Regions from separate parts of the Homo sapiens genome. Here regions 1 and 2 are each linked to region 3. A link is a contact called in ENCODE Hi-C data. All regions are on one chromosome and are shown on one strand. Each heading gives the region's core, a stretch centred on a gene start or an enhancer-like site at or near the end of the contact. The rest is flanking DNA. Distances are from core to core; before and after follow the strand shown. Region 1 holds the start of KLF9 (KLF transcription factor 9). Region 2 overlaps SMC5-DT (SMC5 divergent transcript). Region 3 holds the start of APBA1 (amyloid beta precursor protein binding family A member 1).

Region 1 (3,161 bases), core at 568-3,067, 740 kb before region 3:
TGATGATGGTGGTCCTAGGGCTGTCTATAGATGTCCAGGCCCGAGCAGTCTGTTTCACCAGTACAATCCCAGTTAAAATGCAAGTCTGAGGGGTTGTACAGGCCATGATCATAGAGATCCTGGAGAGATCCCGCTGGTATATGCACTGGGCCTTGAGGCAGGCAAAGGTGCAATTTCTAAGTGATCGTGTATCCTAGGGGACAAAATTTGTCCCAGAAAAATCATGAAGTAGGCAAACTCCCCTGGGCTTCAGTGAATTCTTTTCTAAAATTAAGAGATTAAGTTCTAAAAATGCAAGAACTCCAAGATGGCTTGGAGTTTTTTATACACTGTATACCTACCTTACAGGGATGCATGCAGGGTGCTTGGTACAGGGCCTGACACAGAGTAAGCCCTCCATGAAAGGGGTCGGTGATAATGATGCTGATGGTGATGATATTCTTGGTTGCCCAGTATCCCCTATCTACACCTTTCTTCCACCTGCAGTCACCTACTGCAATATCTTCCCTGTACCACTTTAATATTTTTGTTGTTGTTTTCTTTATTTTTTTAAGCTGTACACTTTTATTGAACTGGTCTTGTCAGGTTTGTTATTTTTTAATTAAAATCTATTATACTCTTACTTACCTGAGCCACCCTTAGTTATGATTTAAAAAAAAACAAAAAAAACAGGGCCTTGCTCTGTTGCCCAGGCTGGAGTAGTACAGTGGTGTAATCAGGGCTCACTGCAGCCTTGACCTAGGCTGACGCAGTCCTTCAGCCTCAGCCTCCTGAGTAGCTGGGACTACAGGTGCGAGCCACCACGCCTGGCTAACTTTTTTTTTATTATTATTATTTTTGATGTACCACTTTAAAAACAAAGTCAAAAGAAACTACTGTAGATCTCACATTGGTAGAGTCAATTTGAGACCCTTGCCTCGGAGACCAGAACCTGGTGTAACTTTCTCTTAACAAAGGTTAATAGCCAGTGGGGGGTCAGGGTTGGAACTCACCGAATCTGCATCACATAGAATCAGGTACCTCTCACATTCACGAAAGTGAATTATTTTTAATGAATTGTGCTGACAGTATGCCTCTTGCAAAAAGAACTAGCCCTAGATTCTTTTCTAGCTATCAAGATGGAAAACAACCACATCGTTAATTCAGACGGAGGGGTAAACCAAGTTAATCAGACTCCAAGACCCATACTAATTGTTGACCAAGTAATGCCACAGTATTCCATGGCTAAGGATTTCCAGCTTGTTCCAGTCCCTAAAAATCTGTTCTGCACAGTTAATATTTCACAAAACCAAAAGGGCTTAGTTGCAAGCACAAAGAGCTAGAAATCAGGAGACTTGTGGTTTCTATTGAGTTCTATCATTATCTGTCTAATAAGATAAATAAGTCACTTCTCTGTAACTCAGTTTCCACATTTGTGAAGTGAGGGAAGAGAAACATGTCCTAAAAACCATGCAGGGGCTCTGGAAAGAAAAAGAGCTAAGAATGGTGGGTTTTTTATAAAAGTTACACAAATGAATGGTTTTTGTCTCCGTTTTTCTGAAAGTGGGTTAAAAATAGCCTCCAAATAAAGCTAAAAGAATTTATTTAGACTAAATTGCACCAGAGAAGTAGAGGAATTAAGAGATATGACAAGCAAAGATGGGATGTTTCAATGGAAGAATCTCAGGCAGTAAAAAGGCTATGCTGTAAAACCAGAACTTTTGTTAGCACTGCATTTTTAAGATGAATTGGTCATAGTTAATGTATTGGATGGAAGAATTTTTAAACATCTGCCCCAAAGTATGCTGCATCCAAAAAATATATAACAAAACGAATTCTTACTCATTTGTGTTTATTCTTGGACTTATCCTGACATAATGGGGTTTTTTTAATTATAGATTCACACTGCATTTATTCATCACCCCTGTCCTCTCATCCATAACTCAAATTTACTACCAGCAACACAAAATACAAAGATGTGTCCAGTTTCACTACAGCTCTTCGCGTTTACAAGTGTCGAGCGCTTGCTTTCGGAACGCCCTTGTGATTGGCCGAGCCAATGCCAGTGACATCAACCAACTTACTTTTGATTGGAAGGCTGGTTGCTGGGACTGTAGCGTTTGCAGGAAGTCACTTAACTGTTTGGGAGCTGGAAAACCGAAGCTGAAGTTCTCTTTTGCCATAGGAACGAGCGCAACTGACTAGGAAAGATGTGTCCCAAAGCTCCGCAAGCTGGAACGTGAGCCAGGAGGCCCGGACCGGCCACGGGACCGCGAGGCACTCCGAAAGTGTGCGGCTGCCCCTTCCCTGCCTCCCAGCTGTTACCCTTTTAAATGTCAGTGTTCGAGGCTGTAGGGGTAGCACGAGGCAGCGAAACGGAACAGTCGGATTGGCCGCACGCCTCAGTTCTAGACGCACCTCTCCACCGAAGGCCGTTCTGACTGGCAGGGGGAGAAAGTAAACAGAGTTGAATCACCCTCCCCACTGGCCAATTGGAGGGGGTTTGGTTTGTGACGTGATGGGATTCTGCGAAATTGTTACTGAGCAAGAGAATGCCGGAACGGTGCGGACCGGCCGGAGCAGGGGTTCAGAAGCCGTCAGTGGACTCGGGAAAAAGTGTCTCTTAGACCTGGCGCTCGGCGGGACCCTCGCCACCCGCGTCGGGGTGATCGGGTGAATGTCCTGGGGCTTTGGCTCGACGGCGAGGCGGCCGAGGGCGTGCACCTCTCTTGCAGTTTCCTCTCCCAGCGCCTCGGGGGCGTTTTCAGTCGAATAAACTTGCGACCGCCACGTGTGGCATCTTTCCAAGGGAGCCGGCTCAGAGGGGCCGGCGCGCCCGTCGGGGGATCGCGGCCGGCGCGGGGCAGGGGCGGCGGCTAGAGGCGGCGGCGCGGCGGAGCCCGGGGCCGTGGATGCTGCGTGCGGAGGCGCTGCCGGTTACGTAAAGATGAGGGGCTGAGGTCGCCTCGGCGCTCCTGCGAGTCGGAAGCGCCCCGCGCCCCCGCCCCCTTGGCCGCCGCGCCGTGCCGCGCCGCGCCGCGCTCGTCGTCCGAGGCCAGGGCAGGGCGAGCCGAACCTCCGCAGCCACCGCCAAGTTTGTCCGCGCCGCCTGGGCTGCCGTCGCCCGCACCATGTCCGCGGCCGCCTACATGGACTTCGTGGCTGCCCAGTGTCTGGTTTCC
Region 2 (3,172 bases), core at 631-3,130, 560 kb before region 3:
ACATTAAACTTTGAGCTTGTGGATTCCCAGATCATGAGGTCAGGGTAATTTTGCACTCTAAATTTGTGTAATATAACTAGGAATTCTCAAGGAAGAACTCCTATCCCCCATACCACAGTCTAAATGGAGAAGAGTTGGCATCCTACCAATCTCCCTGTGCTGAAGGAAGATTTCTATTTTTATTTTATTGTCTGGATTTACCCTTTTAGTAAAAATGTAGCTCTTCAAGAGTCTTGGGCTTATTTGTGAAGTCTCTGTTCTATCCTCCCCACCCTTGGCAGGCTCTTTTCTGATCCCTTTATGGCTTAAGAGCCTAAGCCCCCAGGTTACCAAGACTGACAACCTCCCTCCAGGTAGCTATAGCGTCAGCTTATGTACTTATATCTCTGCTTTTCAGTTCTCTTTTTCAAAGCAGAGGAGGGGTTGCAGAGGGTGTCTGGACATTTCCCTTACTTTCCTACCAGCTTAGGTATTCATTTACAATAAAGGTCGTCAAATTTCACCAAGAATTTTTAAATGTTTTGTCTTGTGTGTGTATGTGTACACATGTATATAGGGGAATGGGGCAGCGTTTAGATAATTTATTTTGCCACATAGAATACCTTCATGTTCTTAAGCATATAAATCTTGCCATGTTTGTTAATTTTTTGAATAAGCAATATGTTTATATGATATCAATAGGTATACATTGTGATGTTTCACTCACCTGCCTTTATGTATCTGTTTTCCATTTCCCCCCACCCTTTCTTGCCATATTTTTTTAATAGTCAGTGGGGTTTTTGATTTGGGTTCGAATTCACCGTGTATTTTTAAATATACAAGTATTCACGGTGCAGCCTGGTTCGTTTATGAAATGTTAGAGGCTGGGATTATCTGGGGAGAGTAATGTCCAGACAAATATATTAAAATGACCAGTGAAATTGTGATGGATCAAAGAGCACCATTATATTCCTTGTGATTTTTGAAACCTACATGCATGTTTGTACTAAACGAAATGCTTTTACTAAGCATTTGTTTATTTAATCCAGAAATCTTTGTTGAGTATGCTAGGCAGTGGGGGTACAAAACTGAGTAAGTGAGCATTCTTGAGGAGATAAACAAGAAGTTAGCTTTAGCAATGGTACATTTTGCTAGGGGCAAGTGGGATTTTGCTAGGGGCAAGTGGGATTTTGCTAGGGGCAAGTGGAGTGGGAAGAACACAGGGGAAAGCATTACCCAGCTACTAGTCAAAATGAGTTGTACTGTGAGTAATAAAGAAAAAGATGATAAAATGACAAGATTATATGTTTGCTTTATCCTTAAGATGGCGCTGTAAACTCACAATTCCTTCGTAGAAAAAGAATACATAAAAATCACCATATTTATCTGAAATTTCACTGAAACCTTATAAACTGGAATGGCTTCTGTGTGTCTGAGACTGTTGTAGGTGCTCATATTATTCTCGTTTAATCTTTGCAGCAACCTAAGAAGCAGGAATAAGTCTTTGCCCCATTTTGCAGACTAAGAAAAGGAGTCAGAGAGGGTGTAAATGACTTGCCTTCAGTCACGTAGCTTGTAAGTGGCAGACCCGAGATTTAAACAGACAGCATAAATCCAGAAACAGGGTCCTTAATCACTGTGCCATATTACCTCTTTATAGTAATCCATATGTTGAAAATGCAGTGTCATTAGAATTATTAGTTACAAAAACTCAGGGTTTTTTTTTTTTTTTTTTCCAGTTCTGGTTAAATCACACAAGTCCCTGGCATGAGACCAAGAAGTCACAGAGCCCAGGTCTTAGCCCTCAGAGTGTGAGAGAAGACATGAAGGCATCAGGGACACTGTGCGAGTGGGCACTGCTGCTTTCCACTGCTCTCCCTAGACTGCAGCCAGGAGGCTGCCTCTGCCCTGCCAGGTCAGATTCCCCCAAGAGGCCCTCCCATAGCACCCTGGGCATATGGCCGTTTTGTACTTAGCACTCCGAACTGTGTTGACTGGTTTCTCTCTCTCTCCCTCACTAATCTGTGAGCATTTTTGTAACCTCCATGCTCCGTACAATGCCTGGAGCATAGATTTCTCAAGAAATCTTTGTTGAACCTTTTCTTCCTCCATATTAAACCAGACCTTGCATCACAGGCACTATTTTCTCAGTATTCAGTCCTTCACTCCCTTCTATACACAAATAATCTCCATCCTAGACAGGAAATTATAGGAGAGAAGGCAATCTGTGTGAGAAAGCAATTTCTATTTGAAGCACTTGTGTGTTTAGGTGCTGCTGAGAATTGCAATAAAAGCCAACACTGGGCTTAAATTGTTAAGCAGTATCTGTTAGCTAGCATTTCTTCTCCCTGGGCATTTCTAAACCTGAGAAACCTATAATGTGCTTACTGTCCTTCCATGTATTCATCCATGTGAAATATAGTTAAAATGAAGGTGAAATATAGTTGAAATGAATGCCAAAGGCAACTTGGAAAGGGAAAAGAAGCATCAAACAATCGAATTTTGTCGAAGAAGCATAAATGAGGGAAGGGGAGTTAAGCAGCTCACTTTCCACCTCCTTTTTTTCTCTTAGATTAACTTCAGGTTGTTTCTTAGCAACAACTGGTAAGAATTACCTCCTTTTCTGCTCTAAGCCAATATCCAGTACCCCAACCCCCACCCTCTTTTCCCCCAATTTCCAAAGTTGGCATCCCTAGTAGGATTCCCAGTTTAGCAACCTTAGAGGCAATTTTGGTAGCCAATAAATCCTGTTGAAAGAGGGAAACTTGGAATCTTTGCCTAGAGTGTAAATTGACATTGAGGATGGAGCTGGTAGGAGAGCTGGCACGTTCAGGAGGTGACCTTGTAAGGATAAAAACACAGCTGTGTCAGCGAAACAGACTCTTTGAACAATGTCTGAAAATAGTATTCAACAAATGTTAGCTGTGATTATTACTATGGATTTATGTTACCAGCAAGGAGGCTGGTGAATGACTTTATTCACTCACCACATATTATAACCCCCTTACTAGGTACCAGATACTGTGTTGAGTCCTGAATATGCAATCTTCACTCCTTAATTCAGCAAATACAGTAATTCAGCAAATAACAGTATTTTTATTATAGAAAAATATTTAATTTGTATTCTTGTAGTTTGAGACAGTATCGCAAAGTCCGTTTTCAGTCAAGCTTATATGATTGGGAAAAAATATTA
Region 3 (3,114 bases), core at 440-2,939:
CGAGTAGCTAGGATTACAGGCGTGCACCAACACGCCCGGCTAATTTTTGTGTTTTTAGTAGAGACAGGGTTTCGCCATGTTGACCAGGCTGATCTCAAACTTTTGGCCTAAAGTGATCTGCTGGACTCAGCCTCCCAAAGTGCTGGGATTACAGGCGTGAGCCACCGCGCCTGGCCAGTCTGATAGTTGAATACCTATTTCCTTCAGCGTACTGTGAGCTCTGGTGGAAAAGGACCATGTCTGGCTCGTACATATGCCAAATAAGTATTCACCGGAAAAAATATGAGTAATGTCACAGGACAAGCAGACATCTTCCTAGTATATAATTTTAAATTTTACTAAAATCTTTTTGAGAAGGTAGCTATTGTTTTATTAAAGCAAAAAAAAATTACAAAGTACAATGCAAAATTCATATGAATTTTAAAGCTAAAACAAGACTTTCAGAATGCTTTAGGCTACACCCCCAGACTTCTCTAGAGACGTGCTTAAAATAATATGGAAACACGGTGTGGTAAAAGATCCATTTCCCAAGGGATCTGGATAACCAGCGCTTATCTTCATTTTACTGGAGAATACATGTGCGGAGAGGGCTTTGCAAACTACAAGGCTTTGTGCATTATAACATTATTATGGAAAAATCTGTGTTTCTAAGAGGGGGAATGATTTAGCTATTGCATTGCCAATTACAGGTGGGGCTGGCGCCAGAGCCCAGGCCTCCCGGGGCCTGTCTAGCCCACAGCTTTTCATTAATGCACAGCACTTGCCACCTGGTCCCTGCCGCAAAGGGTGGCCTCTCGAGTTAGGAGCCATATCTAGGGCGGATGGCCTGTGCTAGGCTCAAAGACACTTAAGTTCCGATCAACCAGAACTGAGGAGCGGGTAGGAAAACCAAGCCGAGCCTTCCTCGGCTTCACAATCCGCAGGCTCTCCGCTGTCCCCGGCGGGACTCGGCAGTTCCCCTGGAGGGCTGCAGCCCGGCTGTCTTCGCTCAGGCCCAAGCCCGCGCGGCTCTCCCCCTGGCGGAGAACTCGCAGGACTGCGACGCATTCCGGAGACGCCGTCAATCTCCGAATTTGAAGCGCAGGCGATATCTAAGGGGCCTGGGAAGCGGGAAAGCTCGGGAGTCACTCCGGAGAGAACACCCTGCAGGAGTCGACGCGGCTGCCTGGCTTCGTGGTCCTGCAGCGTGGCCCGTTGCTTCGCGCAGAGGTTGGCCACAGCTGCTGGCTAGGAAACTGGGGACCACCTGGGTTGCCACCGAGGAGGGTGGAGGCCCCCGTCAGTCCCCTCGGGGATGCAGCTGCATTTTCCCCTCCTTGCGTCCGGCCGGGAGCCAGAGGATGGGGCTGTGGAACCCATTCCGAAAGGCAGGGCGGGCCCTTCGGAACCCGGACGCGAGGGAAGGCGAGAGGCGCGGGTGTGCCGCACGCCCACCGGCGCCGGGGCAGGGGCGCTGCAGCCGGCGGCCCACGGAGGACATCAGCGGTGCCGCCGCCGCCGCCGCGGGCTCGCGGGCCGCGCGCGCACGCGAGTGGGCGAGGGAGGCAGGGGCGCTACTAGCAGGCGGCGTGCGCGCGCGCGCTCCCCCGCGCCCTCCCTCGCAGGCCCGCCCGGCCCCAGCGCGCGTCACGAGGGGCCAGCGAGCTAGCTGGAGGGCGGGAGGGAGGGTGGGGAAAGGGGGTGGGGCCGCGAGACCGGAGGGGTCCGAGCAGCGGCTGCGGAGCCGGAGCTGGGCGAGGGCGGCTGCGGTCCCGGCGGCGGCGGCGGCGGCGGCAGCTGCGGCGGGAGAAGATGGTGGCGCTGGAGGCAGCAGCGGCTGGAGCGGAGCTTTATTCCCAGGCTTGGCACCAGCGCTGTCACTAGCGCCGCCTGCTCCCGCGGGCCCGCGGACCCAGCTGTCAGGCAAGGTACCACAGCCAGGGAGGGGTGGGTGAGAAGGGGTGCCCGGCGCTGATGCGGCCCCCGACGGAGCCCGGGTCCTCGCCAAAGGGCGCCCCCGGACGCGAGAGGGGCTGCCTGGAACAATAGTGCGGAGGAGCGGAGGCAGCAGGCGACATCCAGGAGGCAGTGCCTGGAACCATCAGCTAGCGAGGCGGGGGAAGGCGGCGTTGCGAGCGAGACGCCTGGGGTCCGGTGCCCGCTGAGATGCCGGGCTTCGGGCGCAGCAGGCGGGCCTGATGACAGTCATGGCAGGAGTGAGTGTGTGAGAGTGTGTGTGTAAAAGGTACAGCAGAGGGGATGGGGTGGCGGACGGAGGTGTTGGGGGGTGACATTTCCAGGAATCCCCGCTAGGACCCCCTCATCTCTCGGCTGACTCTCCTGGAGAAAGAATGTGATGATGGAAACGGTGAGGTGGGCAGGATGCACTTGGTGTGTGAAGTGTGGAGGGAGGCAGTGGGATAGGGGCCGGTTTGTAAAATCCTGTATATGTGTGTGTACGCGTGTGGTTGCATCCACGTTCCCCAAACTGCGCCCCAAATCCAGAGATCTGCCGCTGCCCTTACTTGATGTCACCGGCTAAGACTGTGGGACAGTGTTTGTTATTTTGACCCTGCAACTCTGAGCACAGTGTCTGTTCTGCTCCTGCGTGTGGATGGCCCAGTGTAGGGATTCTCGCTTCCCCTTCCTCTGGCCTCATGACATGGGGATGTGGAAGTGAGCATGTTGCTTTGAGGCACATGGCAGGGAAATAGGATAACCGTTACACATTCTGGGCTTGCTAATGTACCTGGTTTTGAAGGGGCCTTCCATCCTGTGATACTACTTCTCTCCTTAGCACCTGTTCCATAAGGGTCTTGTACTCCCTGACTGTGCAGTTTCTATTGTTTTTCTCTTGTCTGACCAGAAGGAGAAGGATGTTGAATGATCAGATTCCTCTTCCTGTCCCCACAACTTTCAATGCTAGCTAGACCTTCTCCTTCCACATTTAAGCACTGAAAACCTTATGGCTAGAGGATGGATGGTCTTTGTGTTGGTTCTTTTAGAATGAACTCTGGAGGTGTATACGTATAGAGAGATGCGGTGGGGCGGGGGGCGGTCTTTTAAAAAGAAGAAAAATATCACACGGAGAAATGTTTGGTGCCCACTTGGTCAGCATCACACAGCCAGGGCGTT

Evidence for each region. Hi-C counts contacts between places; a loop is a spot of excess contacts on that map. Pooled maps may share reads with other maps.
Region 1: a loop to region 3 is called in a map of endothelial cell of umbilical vein, with 2.8 times the contacts of the local background. The contact joins the promoter of KLF9 here to the promoter of APBA1 in region 3. A Hi-C loop is called at or near these places in 3 of 168 maps with a recorded cell type or tissue (CD4-positive, alpha-beta memory T cell, endothelial cell of umbilical vein and posterior cingulate gyrus) and 8 of 50 pooled maps.
Region 2: a map of Right ventricle myocardium inferior shows a loop between it and region 3 (6-fold over the local background). The contact joins the enhancer-like site here to the promoter of APBA1 in region 3. A Hi-C loop is called at or near these places in 2 of 168 maps with a recorded cell type or tissue (IMR-90 and Right ventricle myocardium inferior) and 10 of 50 pooled maps.

The regions. Positions count from the first base shown.
Region 1 is chr9:70,413,313-70,416,473 of GRCh38, reverse strand. It overlaps KLF9 (KLF transcription factor 9), which reads left to right and starts at 1,817. Exons shown (of 2, transcript NM_001206.4): 1 at 1,817-3,161. The coding sequence starts at 3,111. KLF9-DT (KLF9 divergent transcript) reads right to left here and starts at 2,284. Exons shown (of 4, transcript XR_001746710.3): 1 at 2,064-2,284. RefSeq lists enhancers at 2,105-2,234, 2,575-2,654, 2,483-3,161, a promoter at 1,966-2,768 and a silencer at 2,945-3,124.
Region 2 is chr9:70,227,936-70,231,107 of GRCh38, reverse strand. SMC5-DT (SMC5 divergent transcript) reads left to right here. Exons shown (of 4, transcript NR_039990.1): 3 at 1,719-1,894. Among named protein-coding and RNA genes, the nearest start is that of SMC5-DT, 29 kb to the left of the region's middle. Within about 2 kb of position 1,880, at least 6 of the 41 ENCODE cell types and tissues checked have a DNase peak (open chromatin) inside an H3K27ac peak, as active enhancers do.
Region 3 is chr9:69,670,946-69,674,059 of GRCh38, reverse strand. It overlaps APBA1 (amyloid beta precursor protein binding family A member 1), which reads left to right and starts at 1,689. Exons shown (of 13, transcript NM_001163.4): 1 at 1,689-1,907. RefSeq lists silencers at 1,612-1,661, 1,842-1,921.